3 separate regions of the Homo sapiens genome follow, and all the other regions are linked to region 3. Evidence: chromatin contacts called from ENCODE Hi-C data. All regions are on one chromosome and are shown on one strand. Each heading gives the region's core, a stretch centred on a gene start or an enhancer-like site at or near the end of the contact. The rest is flanking DNA. Distances are from core to core; before and after follow the strand shown.

Region 1 (3,345 bases), core at 232-2,731, 2.1 Mb before region 3:
TAAATGAGAAAACTGAAGCTTGGAAAGATTAAGTAATCTGAGTAAACTAGTAAACTGCAAAACTGGGATACAGTCCAAGATTGGGCACATTTTAAAACCGCATGTTTAACTACAATTCTCCATTGTCCTCAGTATTTTGAAATCAGGAGTATTTATGCATGGATTCAACAAATATTCACTGAGTGCCTGCTACATGCCTGGCACTGCCCTACGCACTGGGGTACTGCAAATGAACAAAACAATCCAAAATCTCTGCTCTCATGGGAATTTCTGGTGAGGGGAGATAGGTGATCAATAAATGAATAGGATATATAGTATGTCAGATGGTGACAAGTGATATGGAAAGAAGTAAGACAGGGAAGACAGCCTAGGGAATGCCATCCTGAGATGAAAGTTGAAATTTTAAATAGAATGGTCAGGGAGGCAAGACATCAGTGAGCAGGTGACTCAAGCAGAGACCTGAAGGAGGTGTGGGTGGTGTGTTCTGGGAAAAGCAAGCCCGGTGTGGAGGGAGCACAGTGGGGAGGGAAGTAGCTGATGAGGCAGGGAGATGGTGCGGTGGAGGTGCACAGTGGCGTGTGTGGGAGGAGGCAGGGCCTGCAGAGTCCATAGGCAAGTTTCAGGAATCAGAGTTCCAAGGTGAGTGGCCATCAGAGGGTTTGGAGAGGAGCAGATATGATGGGCATTTGAAGTAATCCTCCTGCCTCCTGGCTGCTGTGTTGAGGAGGGAGGGAGGGAGGTAGGGAGAGAGAGAGAGGGTGAGAGAGAGAAGAGAAGAGAGAGAGAGAGAGAGAGAGAGAGTGTGTGTGTGTGTGTGTGTGTGTGTGGAGAGAGAGAGAGGGTGAGAGAGAGAAGAGTGTGTGTGTGTGTGTGTGTGTGTGTGTGTGTGTGAAGGAGGGTACTTAGGAGGCTGTATAATCCAGTAAGTGATGATGGTGGATTGGTCCAAGTTATCACCTGTGGGGATGGTAAAAAGTGGTTAAGATTTTGAATACATTTTGAAAGTAGAGCCAACAGGATGTGCGGATGGATTAGATGTGAGGAAAAAAAAGACGACTGAGGAGGTTCTGTCCCTCAGCAGCTGTAAGGATGAAAGTGGCATCTATTGAGATATAGAAGATAGGAGCAACATTTTGGGGGAAATATCAGAAATTTGGTTTTGAATATGAGAAGTATGTGATGTCTATTAGACATCCAAATGGAAATGTCTAATAAGCAAATTGGATAAGCAAGCCTGGAAGTCAGAGAGAAATGTGCTGAAGTCAAAGCTATGAGGCAGTGACGTGAGACAGGTTTGAAGATTAAGTCCTGAGCACTCTGTGCTTAGAGGTTAAGGAGATAAGGAGACACCAGCAAAGGAGACTGAAGAGGAGTGAGCAGTAACGGAAGAGAGAAACCAGCAGACCGTTTCCTGCAGGCTGGGAAAGAAAGCGAAACAGGAAGGAAGAAGTCCGAACCACACCAGATGCTGCTGGCACGTCTGCACGAGGACTGAGAACTGACGAGTGGGTTTGGCGATGAGAACGCCGGAGGGGCCTTGGCAAGCAGTTTTAGCGCAGTGAGGCGGGAAGTCTGATCGGAGCGTGGAAGTAGAGGAACTGAAGATGGGGAATAGAGGCAGCTTTTCATGGTAATTTTATTATAAAGATAAAAAGGAAGAGCTTTGGGGCATTTGAGGTAAAACATCTTTACTTTTTTAAGATGTGGGAAATGGAAGCTTGTCTAATGATGCAAATGACTCAGTGAAGGGGAACAAGCCAGTGATGCAGGGGACAGTTGGTAGAGCAGGGCCCCTTAGTAGGTGGAGCAGTGGGATCTAGTGACAGAGCAAGGGCTCTGCTTTCTATAGGGTCTTGGACCTTTGATCCAGAGAAGATTGCATCCACAGGCCTCTCTGTAATAGGCAAGGAGACGTGGTGGGGAGAGCTTGTGGAGGTTCTTTTCAAGTGATTCTGGTTCTCAGTGAAATAGGAAGTCATGTCAGCTGAGGATGAGGATGAGAGGGGAGATGTCAGGCTTATGGGGAGAAGTATGAGAGTCCTGTAGGAGAATGAGCAAACTAGGAGAATGTGGTAGGACTGCAGGACAGAACAGAGGGCCCCATTTTGAACATGAAGCCATACAGAGTGGTAGCATTCAAAATAGACTACAATTCTTTAACTGAAAAATAATGGGGGCCTTGTTTTCTATGGACAGAATTCCCCTATAACCAGTACCACCACCCTATGCCAATTTATTGAATTCTTAGAATCACAGGAACTCTTTCCAAGTCCTGTCCTTAATTTAGTATTTAGGGGAAGATCCCACTCTAGAATAAAGTAAAGGAGCATGGATCCAAGTGATAACTTTTTAGGGTCCTTTCATTCTCCCATTAATTAGCAATTTTCCTGATGCTGTCCAGATCTGTGAGGCATCAAACTGCCCAGCCACCTAACTCCAGACACACTCTAATGTGTGTGGTGTAGGTATGAATTCCTCCATTCCTCTCTGTAGACTTCAGCCAAAGAGATGATGCATCTCTATCTGGTTTCACTTTTGTGTGCTGTAGGCAAAAATGTCATTTCTAAAAATTTAAGCAACAGCACATAATTTTAAATGGACTCTGAGATATTCAGCATGTATCATTGAAGCACATTTTTATGTATAGTATGCTGTGATGACAAGTGGGTGTGTGAATTTTCCCTGTTTATCACTGAGGGCTTACCTGGGACAGAGACACATCATATTGCTGGTGTGGTACCAACAGCCTGCCCAGTTATCTTCAGGCATGAAATAAACATTTTCCTAGTATAGTTTCTTTCTTTTCTTAAAAGAAAATGTACCGTAGGTTTATATGTACATTGGCAAGGCTATCAGCATTGCTATTTTTTTTATTTTTTCCATCTTCAGCATTTGCTATAATTTATGTCTAAAGAAGAAAAGACTATCGTGTGTAATGTTCATATGTAATTGCTTAGAAAGTATTTGGGGCTTTTATTTTTTATAAATTACCTACAGTAGCTTGGAGAGGAAACTTTTAAAAATTGACCACCACCTAGCAGCATCTTGTCCTAGGCCAAGTAGCCTAGGGTTTGAGGCATATTGGAGGTCTCAGCACCCTGCCCTCACTTCTCCAGGGCCAAAAAGCATCTGGTCAGCCTCATTCTGATTTTCAAGTTATAGTTCTAATCAAGAGAATTATTACAGCATTATTCTTTGGCCCAGAGTGCATTACAGTAAGCCAGAAAACACCAATCTGTTGGGTCTCTCTTACCAGAGACTTGGAAGTCATGATTTCTTTAAAGCATTTTCCCAGTTGAGATTATTGAAGGCATATGTAGTGTGATCAAATCCATCCATCCCATC
Region 2 (3,349 bases), core at 425-2,924, 2.1 Mb before region 3:
TATGTGATGGAGACATTTTTACTTCTTACTTTTAATTTTGACCGCCCTGGGAAAAACTGTTGGACCCATATAAAATTAAAATCTTTAGTGAAACACATTCTTTTATAGGTATATTTTAAAGTTTTAACTTCTGAGATAATATCACAGTTTTCAAAACACTAAGACATGTTTTTATTGTTAGCTAATTGTCAGGCTTCAGCTGAAGCACACCGTAAGGCCTGCATGAACTTCAGCTGTCCATAATGCGTAAAAGACCAAGTGCGCAAGGCAAACAGATCTTGCCATGGTTGCTGATGAAAGAAACTTAATCTCTTGGGGCCTGAGTTGCCTTATCTGTAAAGTAAGGATAATCCTTGCCTTACAGGATTATTGTGAGCTCCAAATAAGATAAACCTCTTGGCACACAATAGGTGCTTAAAAAAAAAATGCCAGCTATCATCACTGAAGTGAGCTTTTTCTGAGAGCAAACCTGTTTAACTCATAAATTTCTTTCATTGATAAGATGTAACCAGTGGAGAAACTTGGGGCAGGCACACGATGCCTCTCTGCACTATCGCTGCAACTTCCTGTTAATGTATACTTACTTTTTCTTCCATTTAGAGCTCTACAAGAAATACCTGTGTACCATTTTGCGTGCCTCCTTCTGAGGCTCAGTGGGCTATGCTCAGAGAATAGAGATAAATGTCTGCCCTATGTAGCAGAAAGGCAGTTATACATTTTAGAATGATGTTTTTCCGAAGAAATGACAAAAGCCAGACGAAACAGACTGACACGGTCACTGTGGTTTGGAATGTTAGTTTTTCTCTTTGGCTTTACTACTTTTGGCTCTACACTGTAGAGGAACCAGTGTCCTCATGAAACAGCCAGTATAAAAGCAAGTAGCTTACTTCACAGGAATAGCTAATAACATTTAATTGTTGAGCATTTAACCAAAACCCACTCAGGTCAATTTAAGTGTAGTGCAGTGGAAGAAATTATTGCACACTGCAAAGTTGTGGTGCATTTTACTTAAATCTACAAAGGCCAACAGAAGTGCAGTGTAATATAATAAATTACTGCAAAATATAATCATAAGGGGAGAAGGTGGCTGTTTTCGAAGCCCTTGGCCCCAAGGTAACTGAGGTCATCCCCCTGAACCCCCCAGCACACATCCTCATTATTTCAGCATTTGTACTACAGGGGGCTACAAGACTTCCGCCCCACAGCAATGGGGTGAAAACGTGAAGTGATCGGAGCCCCCAGATAGAGGGGCCAGCAATAGAAGAAAAGCTGGGGCAGGCTGGAGGAGAGGGGCTGTGGAAAAGGTTGCTCTCAGCATCATACACGCCTTATCCTTCTAGGTCGGGTATCCACAAATTCCCAAAATTTGCGAGAACATAACCCTGGAGAAGGTGGGGGTGACCCACGGAGGAACTCCCTGGAAAAGCGGAGGCGGCCCCAATGGGAGACTCCCGGGGGTCAACTCCGAGGGGAGGGGGCGTCTGCGAGAAAGGGGAGGGGCGGCGGTGGGCAGCCTAGGGAGGAGAGGAGGGGCGAGACGCCGTCGCCAGCCCCCTCCTCTTGTCTGCGCTCCCTTCGTTTCCGTCTCGGCCGGGCACCCGAGCGCATCCCGCCGAGGCCGGGCCGTTTCAGGGGGAGGCGCCAACTCATCGCGGCGCCGGGCCCCTGACCGTGCAGTAACCGCTACCCAGGAGGCGGAGCGGACAAGGCTCCGGCCTGCGAGGAGGTAAGAGGGTGGAGGAGTGGTGTGGGAGGCCGAGGGGGATCGCGGCCGTGACGTGGGATGCTGTCAGGTACCACTGGGGCAGGCCACCCCTCCCCGCCCCTGCGGCCCGACCTCCCCGCCAGAGACAGCTGAGGGGCCCAGGGGACTAGAGCCGCGACCGTGCCACAGGCCTAGGCGTCGTCGCGCATGCGTAAAACTGCTGGCGGGAGTTAAGAGCTAGGTTCCGGGGCTACACCCAGCCCAGGCCGCAGGCAGAGGCGGCCCTGCGCATGCGCAATTCCGCTGGCGTGGGCCCGGTGCGCTGCTCGCGACTACATCCTGCCCAGGCCGCCGGCCCAGGCTGCGCTGCGCATGCGCGAGTCCTCTGGTAGGGGTCGCGTTTGGCGTCGTTCCAGGGTGATCATCTGCTCGGAGGCCGCTCTCATCCTAAGCTCCCACGTCTGGTGTGGCTGGGGGGGCGTCACAGGTCCCGAGGGAGCGTCCTGCCTGAAGTTTCTCCCTCCTAACCCACTCGCTGCACTGCATATGTTGCCGATGTTTTCATTTCTGTGGCCTCGACCCCTAGGCTCCCGTCCCATAAATCTAGTACCCCAGGTCCCGGGCACCGGCCCGGCTCACTAACTCAGTGGCAGTATATGCTTTCGACATTTGGTCCTGATGTCCAGGAATAGCGCGAAAAGTTTGACTTTGTTAGGCGAAGCCGTTTTGGAACTGCGGAGGGATGGGAAGAAATCGCCGAGCGTCTTAAGCCGCAACATAGTGCTCTGCTCAGCCCTGGAAATAGAGGTTTTCAGACATTGAAAACTTTCCAAGTGCTCCGTCTTGGCGGAGAAAGAACTGAGTTGGAAGGCTAATTTAGAATGAACTTTTTGCTTTTGTTCTTTGCAAAAATTACATAAAATGTTGCAACAGTTCGAGACCAGGACTATAACAAAACGCATTTCATGGAGCTACTTTGTACCGCGCTTGGCGACTTACCTTGTCAGAGCTGAATAAAAGTGGTTGAGTTCACAAACAGTGCTCTGGATCGTTGCTCTTTCCCCCAGACACTGTTTAACGTTTATTGAGCCTCCTGGCTTTGCACCTTCCTAGTATTGCGTTCCTGCTGGGTTTTACACCTTACTAGACAGTGGGTCTTAGTTAAGTCAGTTTCGTGACTCCTGGGGCTACTGTGAAGAGTTTCTAACAATGTCATTACTCTGTGCTTTGTAATCTTATATGATGTGCTGATACAGATATTTGGGGGCTGGAATAGAAGAGCCACTTAGGCTCAGAGAATGAGTATTCTAGGTGAAACGTAATCTCTTTATTTCCTGCTAGACAGTACATGCGTGTTATTAAGCAGCAGGTAAAAGCAACAAGAATGATACGTTCTTGCATACCCCACTTCCACCACTCAGGCCTTATTGCTCTTGCTGGGCTCGCCAAGCGGACCCTCATCCCAGGGCGTCTGCGTTTGGTATTTCCAGTATGCTCAATGCTCACTTTCCCACTCTTCGCAAATCTGCATGGCACAGAACTTTATTTAAGTCTTGAAACAATTGCCATCATTTCAGAGAGGTGACTACCTCACCTAAAATGTCTGGCTCTCCAAACTCTTGTACTGCTGGTTCGGCTTTGTAG
Region 3 (3,094 bases), core at 227-2,726:
GGAAAGTGCAACGGGATTTGGTTTTATGCAGCAGGGAATCTTCTAAGAAAGCCAGGACCGGTTCACCTACGTGTCATTACCAGTGCAGGCAGCTCAGAGGTCCTTCCCCGGGAGAAGTCAGGGCACCGCGAGAGAGAGCTTAGCTTCCTTCCTTCCTCCATCCCTCCCTCCCTTCCTTCTGGGACTTAGGTTCCTTCCTTCCTTCCTTCCTTTCTACTTTTCTTTCCTTCCTTCCTTCCTTGGCTTTGGTTCCTTCCTTCCTTCTACCTTCCTTCCTTCCTTCTTTCCTTCCTTCCTGGGCTTAGGTTCCTTCCTTCCTTGGCTTAGATTCCTTCCTTCCTTCGCCCTTCCTTCCTTCCTTTCTTTGCTTTCCTTCCTTCCTTCCTTCCTTGGCTTAGGTTCCTTCCTTCCTTCCTTCCTTCTTCCCTCCCTCCCTCCCTTGGGTTCCTTCCTGCCTGCCTGCCTGCCTTCCTCCCTCCCTCCCTCCTTCCCTTCTTCTCCTTTCTGTTTTTTTTTTTTTTTTTTTTTGACAGTCTTGCTCTGTCGCCCAGGCTGGAGTGCAATGGCGCGATCTCGGCTTACTGCAACCTCCGCCTCCCGGGTTGCTCCTGCTTCAGCCTCCCTAGTAGCCGGCATAACAGGCACCCGCCACCACGCTCGGCTAATTTTTATATTTTTAGTAGAGACAGGCTTTCACCATGTTGGCCAGGCTGGTCTCGAACTCCTAACCTCAAGTGATCCATCCGACTTGGCCTCCCAAAGTAGGTGCTGGGATCACAGGCTTGAACCACCGCACCCGGCCAGAGCTTAGGTTTCTATTCGTGACAACTTTCTGTATTGGTTGGCAGGTTCTCCTAGCACCACCATGATCTCAGGACTAACCACTGCACACCCGTGATGGGATTCCAAACCTTCGCTGCAAGAGGACAAGGTGACGAGTTGCTGACAGTGAAGGCTAAACTAACGCGGACAGTGAAGTGCTACATGAGTCGGACTCAGACTCCAGGTGAAGCAGCCAGCAGAGGTCAGAGAGAGACAGCTCACGTTCCGGGTAAGTTGCAGGTCGATTTCAGGGCCGACTCATCCAGATTACTCATTCTTCATTTCAGGCAATTGTATGACTGCTAAATACTGCTGCTGGGGGCATCTGGGGTTGGGAAGTCATTTCTGCCAGGTCTTTGACCCCTGAAAGCGTCGTTGCGTCTCGCGCCGCGGGTAGGCAGGGCGGGATTTCTAGGAGGACCGGCAGAGGCGCGCATAGGTGCGTGGTGCTGGGCCCGGGCGCCGCGGCACCGGTGTAGGAGCGCGCATCTCCAGAGTTTCTTCCATCTGGGCGACGTCTCGGTGCCTGCGGCGGGAACGGCGCTTTGCTTCCCTGAGGAGCTTCTAGAGAGCTACGGTGGCCCCCGTGTGGGAGGCGGGGGGCGTGGCGGCGTCGGGGCGTCGCTGTCCCCTCCTCGGTAGCTCTCCTCCCTCCCCTTTCTGCTGTTACCGGGAGCGCGGTGGCCACGGAACGCTGCCCGGAGCCGCGCGAGGGAGGACCCGACGCGCGGCGTTTACCCAGCGCAGCGTTCCACCGCTCGGGTTTGGCTGGGTGAGGCTGGCGGGGCCGGGGGCGAGATGGGAGCGGCGCGGGGTGGAGAGGGTGGTTGGAGAAAGGGAAGGGAGGGCCGCGGGAGAGGTTGGATGGTGGAAGTGGCGCCAGAGAGGTTTGTGCCCAGCAGAGACACCCAGGTATCTTAGGGTCGCTCAGAGCAGTGTCGGGGACCCCTTGGAGACAGTAGGAAGGGGCTCCTCGCGGGGTGGCGGATTTCTATCCGGTTGACTTTGTAGAGTGAGGTTGACCCTGTGTTCGGCTTGGGCCGGGAAGGGCGCAGAAGCGGGACCTCAGGACACTTTTACGCAGGGCGATTCTCAGAGACTACAAAGCCTGCGCCCTGCGTCCTCCCAGGCGCAGTGTTCTGGGATCAGTGTCTTTTCTCTGTTTTCGTCCTCAACACAGCCAAAGTCGTGGATATGTGGTGACAGAAAAACATTTGGCTACATAACTGAGCTAGGCTGGAGTGTGAAATCGCGGCGTGTTATTTGGTCCGGGCGCCCTACATAGCAACCCCCACTCTTCTCGCCCCCAACCCCCCGCCACGCCGGACACGGTCAGGCGGGCGTTCCCCCAACCCGCCCCTTGTGAAGTCCACCTGCTGAGACTGATACAGATCCCCTGCGAACTTGATGCTGTCCGCTTGGAAAACGTGGAGAACTTTCAGAGGAGGGGTTATTTCGCCTTGAGTGAAAATTAAGACTCAAAGGAAAAGGTATACTCAAGAGCTGCCCTTACTGGGTTATTTCTGTGGAATTTGGAAGGATCTTTGAATTGAAGATGTGGTGGGAGCGCGCAGAGAACAGAGAATCCGTAAGCTTGAGTTTCTTAGACCCAGTTTCTTAAAGCCAAAGTAGCGGGGAGATCTTGGCAAGTCAAGAAACCTTCTTGAACTTCAGTTCCCTTGCCTCAGGGGGAGAATACTCCAGCCATACCCCACTGTGTGGTTTAGAAGGTTAATGGCCTGGAGGGAGGGAAGTGTTTTGAAGCCTATAAAGTATCCTGTGAAGGTATCACCACATTGCTGCCCACTGAAACACTGCCGGCCGCCGACAGAACTTTGTTTGGAGCCGAGTTAAGACAGCATCTTTATGGCAGTGCTGGGGTTTTCGTGATTACCGGTCCAGAGTGTCAGGACACCTCTGTTTCTCAAACCCCAGTTTCTGCACTGCCACATGAAACTGCTCATTACTGAGTGACAGCAGAGGACAGGAACTTTGCCTTCTTCATTAACTTCTTTAGGGCCTTTACAAAGTGGGAGATGGTAGGAACTTTGATGAAAATTGAGGGTCATAGCCTTGGAGCGGGGTGAGGGGTTAGATTTGACTGGACATAGTCTTCATGCAACCGTTTAACAACAAAAACATTGTTGGCTGAGTTCTTGTTTTTTGATACAAGGAACATTCTGTCGGAGCCAAGGTTAAACATCCAAGAGTAAACGTTTGTTGGTTTTTTTTTTTTTTTGCATGATCTTTAGAGGATAAGTAAAAAACTAAA

What was found. Hi-C counts contacts between places; a loop is a spot of excess contacts on that map. Pooled maps may share reads with other maps.
Region 1: a map with no recorded cell type shows a loop between it and region 3 (6-fold over the local background). The contact joins the enhancer-like site here to the promoter of RUBCNL in region 3. A Hi-C loop is called at or near these places in 4 of 37 single-sample maps with no recorded cell type and 2 of 50 pooled maps.
Region 2: a map with no recorded cell type shows a loop between it and region 3 (7-fold over the local background). The contact joins the promoter of RCBTB2 here to the promoter of RUBCNL in region 3. A Hi-C loop is called at or near these places in 1 of 168 maps with a recorded cell type or tissue (OCI-LY7), 1 of 37 single-sample maps with no recorded cell type and 2 of 50 pooled maps.

The regions. Positions count from the first base shown.
Region 1 is chr13:48,490,772-48,494,116 of GRCh38, reverse strand. All of the region lies in intron 14 of RCBTB2 (RCC1 and BTB domain containing protein 2), which reads left to right. Among named protein-coding and RNA genes, the nearest start is that of RCBTB2, 41 kb to the left of the region's middle. RefSeq lists an enhancer at 557-636. Within about 2 kb of position 1,481, at least 30 of the 41 ENCODE cell types and tissues checked have a DNase peak (open chromatin) inside an H3K27ac peak, as active enhancers do.
Region 2 is chr13:48,531,405-48,534,753 of GRCh38, reverse strand. It overlaps RCBTB2 (RCC1 and BTB domain containing protein 2), which reads left to right and starts at 1,674. Exons shown (of 15, transcript NM_001268.4): 1 at 1,674-1,726. LOC124903174 (a long non-coding RNA gene) reads right to left here. Exons shown (of 2, transcript XR_007063795.1): 1 at 2,705-3,349. RefSeq lists silencers at 1,459-1,508, 1,619-2,018 and enhancers at 2,059-2,298, 3,189-3,349.
Region 3 is chr13:46,385,634-46,388,727 of GRCh38, reverse strand. RUBCNL (rubicon like autophagy enhancer) reads left to right here and starts at 1,476. Exons shown (of 15, transcript NM_025113.5): 1 at 1,476-1,594. RefSeq lists enhancers at 700-809, 830-929, 960-1,239, 1,620-1,709.